2 separate regions of the Mus musculus genome follow, and region 2 is linked to region 1. The links are chromatin loops, found by intact Hi-C in ENCODE. Cell type or tissue: left cerebral cortex. All regions are shown on one strand. Each heading gives the region's core, and the rest is flanking DNA. Links, peaks and the distances in the headings are about the cores only.

Evidence for each region. Peaks named below come from ENCODE experiments on the same cell type or tissue, not always from the same donor. Only the 100,000 strongest peaks of a DNase experiment are listed, where the experiment ranks them.
Region 2: a loop joins it to region 1, with 1.8 times the contacts of the local background. A loop is called at or near these places in 1 of 42 quality-filtered maps.

The regions. Positions count from the first base shown.
Region 1 is chr8:45,837,323-45,844,887 of GRCm38, forward strand. Gm51530 (a long non-coding RNA gene) reads right to left here. Exons shown (of 3, transcript XR_003947383.1): 3 at 7,233-7,565. Among named protein-coding and RNA genes, the nearest start is that of Gm51530, 4.5 kb to the right of the region's middle. In left cerebral cortex, for the core only: no CTCF peak of the experiment used is centred there; a DNase peak (open chromatin) is centred at 3,712.
Region 2 is chr8:45,911,889-45,919,453 of GRCm38, forward strand. Pdlim3 (PDZ and LIM domain 3) reads left to right here. Exons shown (of 8, transcript NM_001374652.2): 5 at 1,809-2,072; 6 at 3,241-3,371; 7 at 5,570-5,681; 8 at 6,937-7,565. The coding sequence ends at 7,126. Among named protein-coding and RNA genes, the nearest start is that of Ccdc110, 19 kb to the right of the region's middle. In left cerebral cortex, for the core only: no CTCF peak of the experiment used is centred there; a DNase peak (open chromatin) is centred at 3,245.

The DNA.
Region 1 (7,565 bases), core at 1,943-5,942:
AACAAACATATATACATGTTGTATTTTATTATGTATACATAATAAAATACATATATGCAACAAATATGTATGTATAATAGTAATATATAAAATGAACATATAATAATCAAAAATTTAGTGCAGCCTATAGATTTCATTATTTTTTTAAAGAAATAATCACTCATCAAAATAAAAATGCCTAATCTTCCATAGGAGGGACACTCCCCTGCTTCACTTCTTCCCAAGATGGTACGGCAGAAGGTGGGAGGCAAGTTAGCATCCTCCAGTGGGAGTGGTAGGGAAAACCTGGGCTCTTGGTCCTGATGTGCTCAACTTCTTTCTCCAGGGCTTTATCCCTTGTCTCCTGGGTGGCTTCTGGGCTTCAAAGCCTAACTGGAGAAGGCTATAGCTGGTGGTCTGCTCTCCCTCTGAGGATTATCCCCTCCCATTGACTCGCTGACTCCACCTCTTGCTAGCCCCTACAGTCTGCAGAGAACAGCCTGTCTGCAGATCCTCCAGCCCTGGCCTGGAACTGTGCTGTACCCTCACCTTCCCAGGTGTCAACCTTGCACTTTCCAATTCTGTATCTTTAGCATATAAAGACTTGGGGCAGCATGGAACACTAAGTCCTTGGCCAGATGTGCTCAGTTCTCTTGATGTGTCAGAAGTCTCAATCGCTTCCTTAAGTACTTTAACCAAATGTCCTAATCTCAATCTCTTCTGTTTGTCTGTCTGTCTTTCTCTGTCTCTGTCCCTGTCTCTCTCTCTCTCTCTCTCTCTCTCTCTCTCTCTCTCTCTCTCTCTCTCCCCTACTTCTCAGGACAGAAGATAACCAGCATTCTTTCCTTCTTCTGCTATTCCAAACCATCAGGCAGATAGGCTGGTATATTTGTATTATTGGGAAGAGAGAACTGTTTGAAGAGCTCTCAATGGTTAATTTGATAAAGACACAGAATCCTCACTTAAAGTGATAACTTGCCTCATTCTTTCCTAAAATCGTCAAAGTTATTTTTAAATATTTCTTTGGTTGTCCTTTCCATTTCTACTATTAAAACTATGTTTAACTGAATGATTGATGATGATAGAGGAAAGCAAGTTTTGACTCATTTTTAAAAAATGGAAACATATGTTTTACAAAGTTACTTTTTTTAAAAACAAAGTCATCAGAAACATGTATCTAGCTAAAACAGAAGACAGCAGGAAAGGGAGGGCCACTTTCAACTGAGAACTGAAGGATTCTGGAAAATCACAACGTGGATTAAGAAAAACCGGCACAAAAATATAGAGAGAACTCAAGATACAAATGAAAGCGTTGTGTGTATTTTTACTTGTAGATGATAAGTGCATCTGCATACTTTAGTACTTCAGAGGCCACCATGAGCCCACAAGCTCCTAGACATCAACACAAAGCATCCAGGAGAGTAGCAAGATAGACAACAAAAACCCCAGTGCCATGATTCATTTCTTCACCGACTTGTTTGAGAAAGAATCATAAGCAGCCAACAGGGTTTTGATCAGTGATGGATCAAAAAGCCTAAAAGAAACAAACAGTCTTTATGAAAGACATTTAAGAATCATAAACTCCAGGCTTATAAAGATAGAACGGAGTTAAAGGAGAAAATTATGGAAATTATAGTTTTATCAAGTTAAATAATCTTAGGTGCAGAAAGAAGGGAGCCATGATGAACCCAGAGTTCAAAAGGGTGAGTCAGGTGATTGCTTTAATGGGGTAACTCTAGATCGTGAGAGAAGCCAGATGGCCAGCAAGCAGTCCACAGACAGAAGGGTGCAGATGCAAAAGATGGTAAAATAAACCACGGCAGCAGTCAGGGACTCATATCCAGGCATCAGAGGGGTAAGCTGAGCGAGGACTGGCCACTGGTCAGCTCTGGGGTTTGAAGAATATGGTGACAGTGTAGCCAAATGCAGAGACGATGGGAACAAAATGAATTCACCCCATCTTGCTGTTAATACAGAACCGTAGCAATTCATTTCCACACATAAGTTTTCTCTTCTAAGGATATAAAGACTTGGGACTGGAGAAAAATGGCTCAGGGGTTAAAGAGCACTGGCTGCTCTTCCAGAGGACCTAAGTTCACTTCCCAGCACCCACACTGGTAACTCCCAACTATCTGTAACTCCAGTTCCAGGGGAATCCCACCCCAATTCTGACCTCCACGGGCATGGCATACACTTGGCTCACAGACAAGCAGGGAAAACATTCATACACTTAAAATTAAAATAAATCAATATTTTTTTAATTCGCAAAGACCTAATTCAAAAATTTGTAATGATTCAGTATATCCAATGATATCAAGAAATTCAATGGCATGTTTTTAACAAGCATTCTGATAGATTATAAGACTTATCTGTTTTATTAAAAGCACAGGGGGAAGTCAGCAGGTAAAAAGTTGATTTAAAATAACTGGGTTTGCATATGGAACCTCACACTGACATCAGCACCCTGCACGCTGCTTCTTTTTGTGTGTGTGTAAGAACTTGTTTTCTATACATGGTAGCCGCATTGAACTCCTATCCTGGCTTATTGTTTGAGTAGGAATAATGTCATGGAGTCATGGGCTTTCATCCGACATGCCTCAGCTTTGGGACGGCTGGAGGAAGCATGGCTTGATTAACAATTGTCAGAGATAGCAGACTTTGTGCATATCACCATTCAGATCCATAAAGGAAATCTTAGCTTCTGTTTTCTTTAACCAATCTAATCATTGTGTTTCCACTGAGATACAAGTCACCAAGTCACAGACCAGATCGCTTTAAAGTCTTCAAGGCTCACCAATCTGGAAAACCGTTGCTGTTTTCTAATTCCAGAACCCTATTATCACTTCCAAAGGAAACTTCCAGACCCATTAGCAGCCGCTCCCACTTCTGCTCCGCAGCCCCTGATAAACACTCATCTAACTTTCTGTCTCCATGGATTTCCTGCTTTAGAGACTTATACAAATGTAAACATAACTGTGTGACCCACTGAATTCCCCCTCTGAACTCCCTTTCATCGAGGCAGCAGTAAAAGTTGAGCCATCAGTATTTGATTTGATTTAATTTGATTTGAGCAATCGACTTTAGCAGTCAGTGTTACCTCAGAGTTTTTTCCAGTTTTGGACTGGAAGTTTGGGTAAACACTAAGCTTAAACTACACTCACATGCATGTTGTTTCTCTTCTTCCTTTTCAAGTTCAGCTACCCATAAGGGACACCTAAATGCTGGTGCCATGATACAAGGGTGAGATGACATCTCTTTTAGCCTCTGCAGGAGGTGTGTTGACAACTCCGGTCCCGGGATCAGTGCCCCTCAGGTACAAATGGTTCTGACTGAACTCTTGGCTAGTGATGGTATCTCCTGTCAGAGACCCACACTACCTGCATCACCAAGATTGTGACTATCTGCTCTAGTCAAGTCCATGCCTCACCACGTCAGCCTTACCATGTCATGACTTGTGATGCCATCTCTGCATCTGTATCTAATCTGAAAGTGAGACTTGGACATGTATTGGGATTTGGTTGGTTGGTTGGTTGGTTTGATTGGTTTGCTTTGGTTTTTACCACTGAGTCTATTTTGATGTCTGGCATTCAGAATGTGTTCAATAATGTCTTAAGAGTGAATAAACAAATCCTTCAAAATGCAGCTCGAATATGCTCTCCTCTGTGAGCTATCTCCACCCTGTTTTCTCACTGCTTGCTCGATGCTCTCAGCAGAAGATAATTTTGGTGCTCACTGGAGTTTTTGCTGGTGTCTTAGTCATGGTTTTATTGCTGTGACAAAATACCATGACCAAAAAGGGAGTTGGAGAAGAAAGGGTTGGCTTGGCTTACAGTTCCAGTTCATAGTCCAGGACAGGAACTCAAGCAGGGCTGGAACCCAAAGACAGGAGCCGATGCAGAGGCAACAGAGGGTGCTGCTCACTGGCTTGCTCCCCATGGCTTGCTCATTCTGCTTCCTTACAGAATCTATGACCACCAGCTCAAGGATGGCATCCCCCAGAGTGGACTGGGCCCTCCCTCATTGATCACTAATTGAGAAAAGTACCTTACAGCTGGATCTCATGGATGCATTTTCTCAGCTGAGGTGCCTTCCTCTCTGATGATTTTAACTTGTGGCAACTTGACACAAAGCCAACCAGTGCACTTGGCTTGAGTTAAAAGTTCTAAGTATTCATGTCTCATGTGCTCTGAGTCCCACCTCTCTTTGAACACCCAAGGCTTCCCTCAGATCCTCACCACGTAGTCATGCTCAGCAACGTTCTGGGAATCGAACTTGGGTCCCTATGCTTACTTGGGAAGAGCTTTATCAACTAAGCCATCTGCCCACCGCATTGCTAGCTTTTCAAATGATTTACTTATTATTGTTCCTGTGTGTACAGAGTACGGTTACATACACACCACAGCATGTGTGGAAGTCAGAGGACACTGCGGAGGGGGGGGGGAGGGGCTCTTTCTTTTTCACTTTTACATGAGTTTTAGGGACCAAACTCAGGCTTTACCCACTGAGCCATCTTGCTGGCCCTCTGAGTATTTTATATCATGGAAAGTGAGTGACACTCAAATTTTATTAAAAATAATCACATGCAAAAGTGTATAAAAATGAAAACTAAGTTCTGTTGTCAGCCTCAGTTTTAGTTTCCTGTATGTGGATATTACATTACTCCCAGAATTCTTCTCTCCTAGTTGCTTTATGAACATATGGGGTGGGGGGGTTAAAAAAGAAATATATGACAGGAGTTTCTAAGGGAAGAAAGAGGTATTACAGAGAACCACAAATGTGAAGTCACCTGTAGGTGATGAAAGGCAGGTTACCATGAGTGTGGCCTTCACTTTGAAGGCAACGACAACTACCCCACTTCTTCAACTTATAGTGACATGAATGTGTCACATTTGTCTTGTAGGAGCTTATGCATGACAGGTTGGTTCTGATAGCCACCATTTACTTATAGATAATTTCTGACATAGTTCACACCCAGAATCAATAGTCTATCCATGATTGCTTGCTCAGGGAAATTTGATGTGGCACAAAGGACTAAATTTTGAGGCTCAGGTTTTATGTTGGAGGCTATGTTAAAAGGAATTATTGGGCTGGCAAGACAGTTCTGTGGGTAAAGGTGCTTGCTACCCAAATTGATAATGTGAGTTTAGTCCCAAGGCCCTGCATAGGAGGACAGAACCAATGCCCAGTGTCTTCTTGCCCTCTCTTGCTCTCTCTCTCTCTTGTTCTCTCTTTTGTTCTCTTTCTCACTCACTCTCTTGCTCTCTCATTTACTCTCTCTCACTCTCTGTCTCTAACTTACTAAAGTTTTTAGTGTTTTCTGATCACAGTTCCATGTATCTCTGTCAAAGTTATTCAAGGACACACAACACCTTTATTAAAAAGGCTTGTAGAAAATGAGAAGAGAGGTGATTCAAAGCATTCTCTTCTACTAAGTCCATGAAAATATCCTTACAGGGCACAATTCTCTCAGGAGATGGGAATCCTACTTTTGATATTTTTTTGGTAAAAAGTGAATAACAAGAAACCAGGTGTGTTACCGCATCTCTGTTTCCCCAGAACTCAGAAGGCAGAGGCATATGAGGTAAAGATAGTGGGTCCGGGAGCTCAGTGGTCAGCCTAATCAAATGGCTAGCTTCCTGTTCAGTGAGAGAACTTCCTTAAGGCAAGGAGGCAGATAGCAAAAGAGAGACAAGGCACGCTTCTCTGACCTCCACATTCACATGTGCACACACATACATACACACACACCAGATAGCAATAAAGAGACAAGACACCCTGATCTGATCTGATTCACATGTGCATACACATGCATACATGCACACATGAACACACACACACACACACACACACACCAGAGGTGAAAGGATCTTGATCTTGGGGCCAACCTGGGCTATACAACAAGACCTTGCCCAACAAAAACAAACACAACAACAGGGGAGAGAAAGTTGCAGGTCCTGGTTGTTTATCCATTGGACCACCTGGGAACATGATAATGGCTCTGAATCAAAATGGCTAGACCTAAAACAGTTTACTCTGCCTTCTTAGTTGTTGTAATTCAATATGTGAACAGTACCCACGTGCTAGGGCTGCATGAATATTGAATGAGTTGATATTCATCAAAACAGAGTGGTGGCACCCCGTTGACAGCCCCTGTTTCTCAGCCTTTTCTGCCAGTCATCGCCAGGCTATTCTAGTGTTGTACCACTGTGTCTGATTGAAGACAAGACATTCATCCCATTCCCTCTGGACCACATTCTCAATAAGCATCATTTACGGACTGTGAGTCTCCCCGGGCAACCATTTATATATAATGTAATGTAATGAAGAACCCAGATGCTCACTGTCCTAGTCCATTCTGGAAGAAAGACTTATAAAGATGAGAGGTTTATTTTCCATGGCTCTAGAGACTGGGAAGCCAAGATCCAGGGCAATATCCAGTGAGGCGATTCCCTCTGTGTCATCCCTTGGTAGAAGGTAGGAGAGGGGAAGAGAGGAAAGAAAAGAGAAGAGAGAAGAGGGTACGGGGTGTGAAGGACATGGGGTGTGAGGCTGTCCTTTTATCTGAAGTGTGTTCCTAGGGATAACTAATGCAACGCTAGGGTGGTGGCACTGATCTCCCATCACAGGTCACTCACATCACTTTCAGTAGGGGACTGAGTTCTAACGTGCACTCTGGGAAACACATTCAGACCACACCATCCACTCATACCCTGGGGTTAAACAGAAAGGTGCCACCATCCTCTTTTCTTTGCAATACCATCACTACCAGCCTGCTCTACAGCAAACAAAATGGAATATGACAGCCATGGGAGCACCAGCCTTTAGTCTCAGCACTTCAGAGGCAGAAGCAGACAGATCTTTACAGGTTCAAGACCAGCCTGGCCCTACATAGTTCTAGGCCAGCCCAGAGTACATAAATGAGACATTGTCTCAAATACAAAATAGAATAACTCTCCAAAACAAAAGGGTAAGAGTGGCAAATGAGGCTATGCCTACCCTGGGGTGCCTGCCTCAGACTGTGACATCACAACCTCCTCCCCAAAGATCAGTGATGCGTGTCTTAAAACTGGATACAAATCAAGACTGAGTTTTAGCTCCTGTGCAGCCAAAGTTTCCTTAGGATGCAAAAATGGGGGTGGGGGGAATCTCTGCTCCTTTATAATTCAGTCAAGTTATGCAAGCATGGCTGATTTGTGGAAATAAATGTGTCACTGAGGGCATGAGGCAAACGCCTTTTTGAATTCTAGCAAGCAATCTGTGGACCCATGATGCCAGCCAACACACTCAAAGACCTCATTGTGGGCCTTTGTGCTCCAGGCTGCTAATTGCTGGCCTCCGTCCACCCCTCCCGGGAAGCACAGCACCATATTTGTACTTCAGCTGCCAGGATGTGTTAGGAGCCTATAAACAGAGAAGAGTCTTTCTTGGCAACCACTTTGAAAGAGTACAGCTCCACTCCTTCTCAACTGCCCACCACCCCAGCCCAAGAGAAAAGCCTGAGATGGGAAAAGAAAAGAAAGGGATGGGGGGACCCGAAGTTACTTGTGAAAGTCAAAATGCCAACTCGATGGGTAAACTTCCAACAC
Region 2 (7,565 bases), core at 1,238-5,237, 74 kb after region 1:
AAATCATTTAACCCTGACCAATCTGCTCTACAAGAAGAACGTTTCTTCCTTTCTTTTAGCAGTTAAACTCAATTTTGGGAAATAGTGCTGAGCCTAAAAAAGGTCAGATGCTATTTTGGTCCATGACCTAACTTGTGTACTGGTTGGATTTTAAACAGATTCTCAATAGGCAGGAGTTAAAGGGATGGTGTAAGAAGTTGGGTCAGGCGGTGGTGGCGCACGCCTTTAATCCGAGCACTTTGGAGGCAGAGGCCGGTGGATTTCTGAGTTCGAGGCCAGCCTGGTCTACAAAGGAGTTTCCAGGACAGCCAGGGCTATACAGAGAAACCCTGTCTCGAAAAAAAAAATTAACTAAATTATTGATGATATTTTCTAAACTAACCAGCTACGACATTGACTTTACAAGCCCACTGCTCAGCAACCTGTTGGGTGTTGGGTTTTGGTGTCTATGTGGGGCTCTATGGTAAAAACAGTAGCCCTTTAAAGTAAATGCAGAGTTGAGGCCCCATCAGTCATAGATCAGATTGTTGACCTTATTGTTGATCATATTGTTGATCACATATATGATGTACCTGTCTCAAGTTCACTGCAACAGTAACAAACAGGCAATCGATTATAACAGAGGTTTACCTTAATACCAGTACCTCTTTTTGCTTTCTTCTAAATGGCTGTGCATTTTTGAAGACTCTCTTAATACATTCCAGTTTCTCATAAAATGTATGTCTGTGTGGATTTACTGTCCCTAAGGATGTAGCTCAGAGACTGACTATTTAGCATGCATGTGGCCCTAGGTTCAATTCCCAGTGCCAAATTAATTAATTAATTGATTGATTAGTTAATTAACAAAATGCATGTCAGTTGTGCCTGGTCTCCAATTCAGTTTCATAAAGAGTACAAAATCTCCCTAGTTCTTGACTAGGGTGACCAACCTCTGTAATATTACTAAAGTCCCTAAACTTTCTCCTTAAAGGGAAATACAAAACATGCATGGAAATATATGTGTGTGACCAAAATCTTGCATGAGGCATATGTGTACAAAGGAGACAAACATTAGCCTTGAGTAGCATCTAAATAATGGGAGGTGAACTATTTGCTCTGTCGTCATCAAGGGCAAGGGGATACACATTTATTGACCGTTTCTAGCTCCTGTATTAAGTTACAGAACAGTTTTTAAAGTATGTTCTTAACAAAAATAAGTGAACAAAAAAATAATATATTGAAATAGTAACAGTAAAATGTTGATAAAATAGCTCTAAAAATCTTTATTTAGCCTTATCCATAGGTAATGAATGATTTTGCAGTCAAAGCTTGACTTTATGACTGAAGCATGCTTATTTTGAAACATTTAGCCTAAGTTTTAACACTGCAAAGTGATACTATTCATTAAACAGCAGTCATTAATACTTTAATTATAAAATTCAGAGTCATAAAGGGATATCCAGCTAATCTCCCTCTACCATTTACCTGTGATATCGTCAGAAACTAAATTATTTCACCTACTTTTAAGACAACGAGGACAGGTGTGTTATATACCTGCTTTATAAAGTACAACTCGTGTACGTGTTAACCCTCAACTTGACAGAATTGAGCCAACAAATGCAGTATCGCCCGCGACTTTTAGATTTGTTCACGGTTTTTTTTTGCATGTACCTTTTACAAAGTCAATTTTCGAAACCCCTTCTAGCCGGTGTTTTAGATTGATGTGATGGCCTCTTCTGTCCCTACTTCCTTCTAACTTCTCTGTACTCGTTTTTCTGTGTTCTTCCGGTTCCCTGCATCACCTTTGCGTAACGCGGTCATTAACACAGTGGCTGCAGCACTCCTTCCGGTGTTGACTGTGGCAGTGGACGTAGCACCCCTTCTTCCGTCAGTACCGTTAGTACAATCTGCCCGGGTGACTTGAAAGTTGCTGCTAAGATGGCCCCTAACATTCCTTTGGAAATGGAACTTCCGGGCGTGAAGATCGTACACGCTCAGTTTAACACGCCTATGCAGTTGTACTCAGATGACAATATTATGGAAACACTTCAGGGTCAGGTTGCCACAGCTCTAGGGGAGACATCCTCCATGAGGTAATATGAGTCTTTTTGAACTGGGGGCATACTGACTAAACATGTGGCTGATGTCGACTTTTAATGCTGTCTTTTAACATTGTCTTGGTGGAAAGAAGGCTATGCAAAAGCTTTAAGGGGGAAAAAATGTTTTGCAAACATTTAAGCCTGGTTAAAATCAAATCACATAAAGACCAAATCTCCATTTAAAAGTTGCAGTGTTCTTTGTAAGTGCCAGGATTTAGTATTCTCAGAGGTGGCTTAAGATTTTACTTACATCGGCTGTCTTTTGTAGGTGACGAAACGGGAGGGGGCGTGTCCAAACACTATTATGAGATGATCCTTTCTGTTTTTCTAATGGGATTGTGCCGAGAGGAATTGTTTTTGCTGTTTTAAATGTTTGCATTGCTTTAAGTTTTTATAAGCAGATGTTTCCAGTTGTTAGTGAAGACATTCAACTCCTGTTAGTCCTTATTCTGACTAGTTTCTTCTTCATTGTTAATGTCTGCTCCAAGTACTTTGTCACGGAGCTCCTCCTATTTAAAAGATTTATTATGAAATAAAATCCCATTGCTTCTTTTAATATTGCCTGACAAGTAGAATTACATCTTTAATCATTTATTATTAATATACTTACTAAAAGCACAGTAGATAAAACTTAGTTTTATTACTATGAAAAAGTAATAATAAATAATGTTTTTAAAAGTTTCATTATTATCAATGTGACTCTCTCAAAAATTGCATAATCAGTTTAACAAACACATTGATGAGTTACTGCAGTATGTGGTTAGAAACACTGCCGGGTGAATTTCATCAACTTACAAACTATGTGAAACTTGGTTTCATATCATAAATAGGAATATTTAAACTTCTATGAGTAAGAATAATCAAAAGGAGTCCCTCCTACACTACTGTGTCTGCTGTCTTTTTTTCTGGGAGGGAAAGGGGGGGGGCAGTTTTGTTCATATCTGTAATTATACAGCCATCAACCAGACATAAGTCTTGTCTTTGAAAATTGCCATGTCCTGGCAGATTTCACCTAGGTGAATTCAAATGGTATTTCTTATCCAAGAGATTCACTTGAGAGTAAGCCCTGCTCAGCTCTTGCTGTAAACAGAGGAGGATATTTGTTGTCACGTTGCCTCCCGGGGCTCCTGATGATGTGTCACCAGCTATATTTGTGTTTCAGTGAACCCACAGCTTCAGTGCCCCCTCAGTCGGACGTGTACCGCATGCTCCATGACAACCGGGATGACCCAGCCGCTCCTCGCCAGTCGGGCTCCTTCAGGGTGCTGCAGGATCTGGTGAATGACGGGCCTGGTGAGCGCCATCAGTGTCTACTGACATTTCTGTAATGGCCCTTGGATGGGTGGAGAGGGAGGACTAAAATGAAGCCACTCATTTAAATAAAGAGGTCCCAAACCCAAATTCTATCCATAGTAGTCAGGGGCCGCTGTAGTTGATTAATCAAAGAGTTCGTTTTCAACAGATGCTGTAAGATTTCTCAGCCTTCCCTCCCCACTCCTTAGAGTATTAGCAACCTTGGGGAGAGAGATAAGCATGAAATCAAACCTACCGTGCACCTCATTCTTTGCCGAAGCACCTTGCAGATAGTTTTACCGAACTCTCACCATGACTCAGGAAGACAGAAACCATTATTTGCCCCATTTGACGAATGAGAAACAGAGGCATAAGAAAAGTGGCGTTAGAGAAGGTCACACAGGTGGTACAATGGAGAGCTGACCTCTCACCCACTTCTGTTCTTCTCTGGCTCATACTCCAGTTCATGCTTTTTGTCCCCCCAAAAGATACATACTGCCCTTTAAGATACATACTGCCCTTTAAGAGTCACACAAAAGGCAAAAGTGCCCCCATTAAGATGGGTTGGTAAAGTCTTAGATATAATAGCAAACTGTGCGCATTGCTTGTATGGATGTGAAATGGCACAAACCACTCAGGAAAGCAGAGCCGCTGCCTCTTACAAAGTTCATCAAGAAATGACCCAGCTGTTCAGGACCCGCATGAAGGCCAAGCTGCAGACTTGCTACATATGAACGAGAAGGCCTGGCCTGTGCATGTTCTTTGGTTGGTGGTTCAGACTCTGAGAGCCCCAAGGGGCCAGGAGAGTTGATTCTGTTGGCCTTCCTGTGGAGTTCTTATCCCCTTAGGGGGCTGATATCCTTCCTCCTGTTCCTCCATAAGAGTCCCCAAGCTCCATCCACTGGAATGGAGGCTATCCTAAAGGTTGTTGCCTGTATGTGGGATACATTCTACTAGCTAGACTGCCTTGCCTGACCTCAGGGGGAGAGGATGAACATAGCCCCTCAGAGATGTGAGGTGCCAGGGTGGGAGGAATATCCAGATGGGCCCCTACCCACTCAGAAGATAAGGGGAGGGGGTGTAGGAAGGACTGTGGGAAGGGTTGACCAGGAGGGGGTCGGTAAGTGGGATGTAAAGTGATTAAATAAATAAATAAATCTAATAATCAGTGTTCTCCAGTAAACAAGGGAGACGTATATAAGGTCCATCATTTCTGATGGAGGATTCTTTAAAAAAAAAAAAAAGGGTAGGCATCTAATCTGGAAGGAAGGTGGGGCAGAAGTGACCCAGCAATTCTGTGCCTAGACAGACATCTCAAAGCAGAAAGGAAAACACACTTGTACAGTGGTATTCTCCTTATTAACAAGGACCAAATGGGTGGAAGCACTCAGGTAGCCATTGAGACACCAGTGGATAAATAAAGTCTGATAGCCTACCAGGGAAAGAATGCTATCCACCTCTAAAAGGCCCGAGGCTCTGAATGACACTAGCGTAGGGAGGAGCCTTGAAAGCCTTATGCTAGGTGACAGAAACAGGACGTGACAGCCAAGGCCATGTTGGCTCTGTTTATCTGAGATCTCTAGGACAGACAACACAGTACACAAAAAGTGAAGAAGAGGTTTCCAGGGTCTGAAAAGAAAGGAAAGCACATTTCCTGTCTGGTGGTTACGCGGTCCCCAGCTCTTGTCTGTGGACCGTAACAGTCGGCAGATACACAATGATCCTGAGTTTGCGGTGGCTGAGCATGAGAGTGTCAGGTATGGTGGCGCACGCCTCTAATCCCAGCACTGGAGAGGCAGAGGCAAACGGAACTCTGAATTAGAGGCCAGGCTAGTCTACAAAAGAGTTCTGGGACAGCCAGAACTGCACAAAGAAACCCTGTCTCCGGGGGTGGGGGGTGGGGTGGAGGGGTGGGCGGGGCATCCAATGAAAAATGCCCAACCCTTGTAGCATCTTGCCATGGTTCCCAGCAGCGCATTTTGTACGTAGTTTCATTTTAAAGGGACCTATTTCAGAACCACGTCTCTTTTACACCAGTGGGCCCTGCTCCCTTTGAAACCACAGATGCGACTGAAGAATTCCTTGGGCTAAAGTGCACACTTTAAAATAGACGTTAAAGTGCTCGCTTTAAAATAGTCTCCGAGTACAAACTGGAGCCAGCTGTTCCCCACCATAAATGGAAACACTTTGTTTTTCAGATGACCGTCCGGCTGGAACTCGAAGCGTGAGGGCTCCGGTTACGAAAGTCCACGGTGGGGCTGGCAGTGCCCAGAGGATGCCGCTCTGTGACAAGTGTGGGAGTGGTATTGTGTATGTCTCGCTTTTAAGTGACTTGGAAATTCACTCTGTGTCTTGCTGGCGGTTTTCCATCTCTTGTACTTTATATAGAAAAGGCAATTTTGGAAAAGTTAAATTTCTATTCATTAACTTAAAATAGAACATTTATAACACTTTAGCATATCTGGCCAATGTGCCTTAGTCATAACCCCAAATTGTCATAGAACTTAAGTCAGCAGTCTGTATATTCAGAAATGCTTGTGTGAGATAAAAACAAACTAAAAGAAAACTGCCCAAACATGTATATGAAAACAATTTCTATGAATCATGTTTTCTATTTTAAAAAATAATTTCATTAATATATAATCTTTGGATACTTACTTTTCTCTATAGAAGAGAAACAAATGCAGGGACCATTAGATTATGAATTAAAAAGCATTTTGTGACCAGCAGTTTTAATTATACAATTATCAAGATGGAAATCTTTAAAATATAGTCAGCCTACATTATCAAGAAACTATGTATATATAAACAGCCACCTTTGCTAATTCATATTTTTCGAGGGAGTCCTATCTTCCTTAAATGTGTCTCATGTGGACATTTCTCCCACCCTTTCATCCTCTTCTCCCACCACAAGGAGAGACAAGATTTGTCCGGTTGTCTAGGAGAGAGGTGGGGAAGAGAATCCCACTTAGAACTAAGGGAACAGAGAGGGGCCCGAGAGAAAAGGGGGTGGCTTAGCAGCACTTCTGAAAACGCACAACTCACAGTGCCCCCACCCTCAAAAACTAGTCATCGTTCCTAAAAAAAACAAAACAAAACAAAACAAACAAACAAACAAACAAACAAACAAAAAACAGTAAACTGTGTGTCCTTGGTTAAGGTGAGCCCACCCACTGGGAGTGCCATCCCTACCGGGTAGAGTTAGTGCTGAACCACGAGTATAAGAAGCCATCAGTGGAACTTCCAACTCGCAGCTCACAGCCTGGCTCAGTCACCACTACCCCTTTATGGGGTTCGGCTTCCATAGTCATGGCTCCCACTTGTAAAGAAACTGAGGCAGGGAGGCGGGCAGGGGGCGGAGTTACATAGGTTATGTGGGTTACCTGTCTGAGCGCCTAAAGATTATTCACACCTCACAGAGAAAGGTGGTGGTGTGTGGGGTCGAGCTGTCACATACAAATACACCGTGCGCACTGTGGTTCCCTGACTGTGAAACAGGCAGCACGCTCTCTCTTCTCTTTCTGTGATGTTTTCACCTATCTGTACCTGTGTCTTCTCCCCACAGAGGTGCTGTCGTCAAGGCCCGGGATAAGTACCGGCACCCCGAGTGCTTTGTGTGTGCCGACTGTAACCTCAACCTCAAGCAGAAAGGCTACTTCTTCGTGGAGGGGGAGCTGTATTGTGAGACGCACGCGAGAGCCCGCACGAGGCCCCCAGAGGGCTACGACACCGTCACTCTGTACCCCAAAGCTTAAATCCTTTGCAGACAAGAACACTCACGCACACATGCGCACACCCGCAAACACCGGCTGATGGTGTGGAGGACTTCAAGAAAGAGAAGTGCGAACAGTCACCTCCCACTCTAAAGCCGAGGCTTTTAGACATTTATCTTGCTGTGTAGAGAGGGAAAAACACGGGGAGGGGAGGCAAAGGCCTGCCTGCTGACAAAAGACAAGTATTATCTATGGATTGCAATTCCTTATCTTTGGGGACAGCAATAGACATTTAAAGCAATAATGTTTCCATACCATGCTCCCTCTGTTACCCAGCCATCTGATATGTAAATACCTGGATATTTGGGGGAGTCTACTTGTTTTTCCTTCCAAGTTGCTTTTAGTAATTGTAGTAAGTAATGCCAAACACTCTTAACAAACTCCGCAGGTGTCTGTGTCTGTCATTCCTAAAGTGCATGTC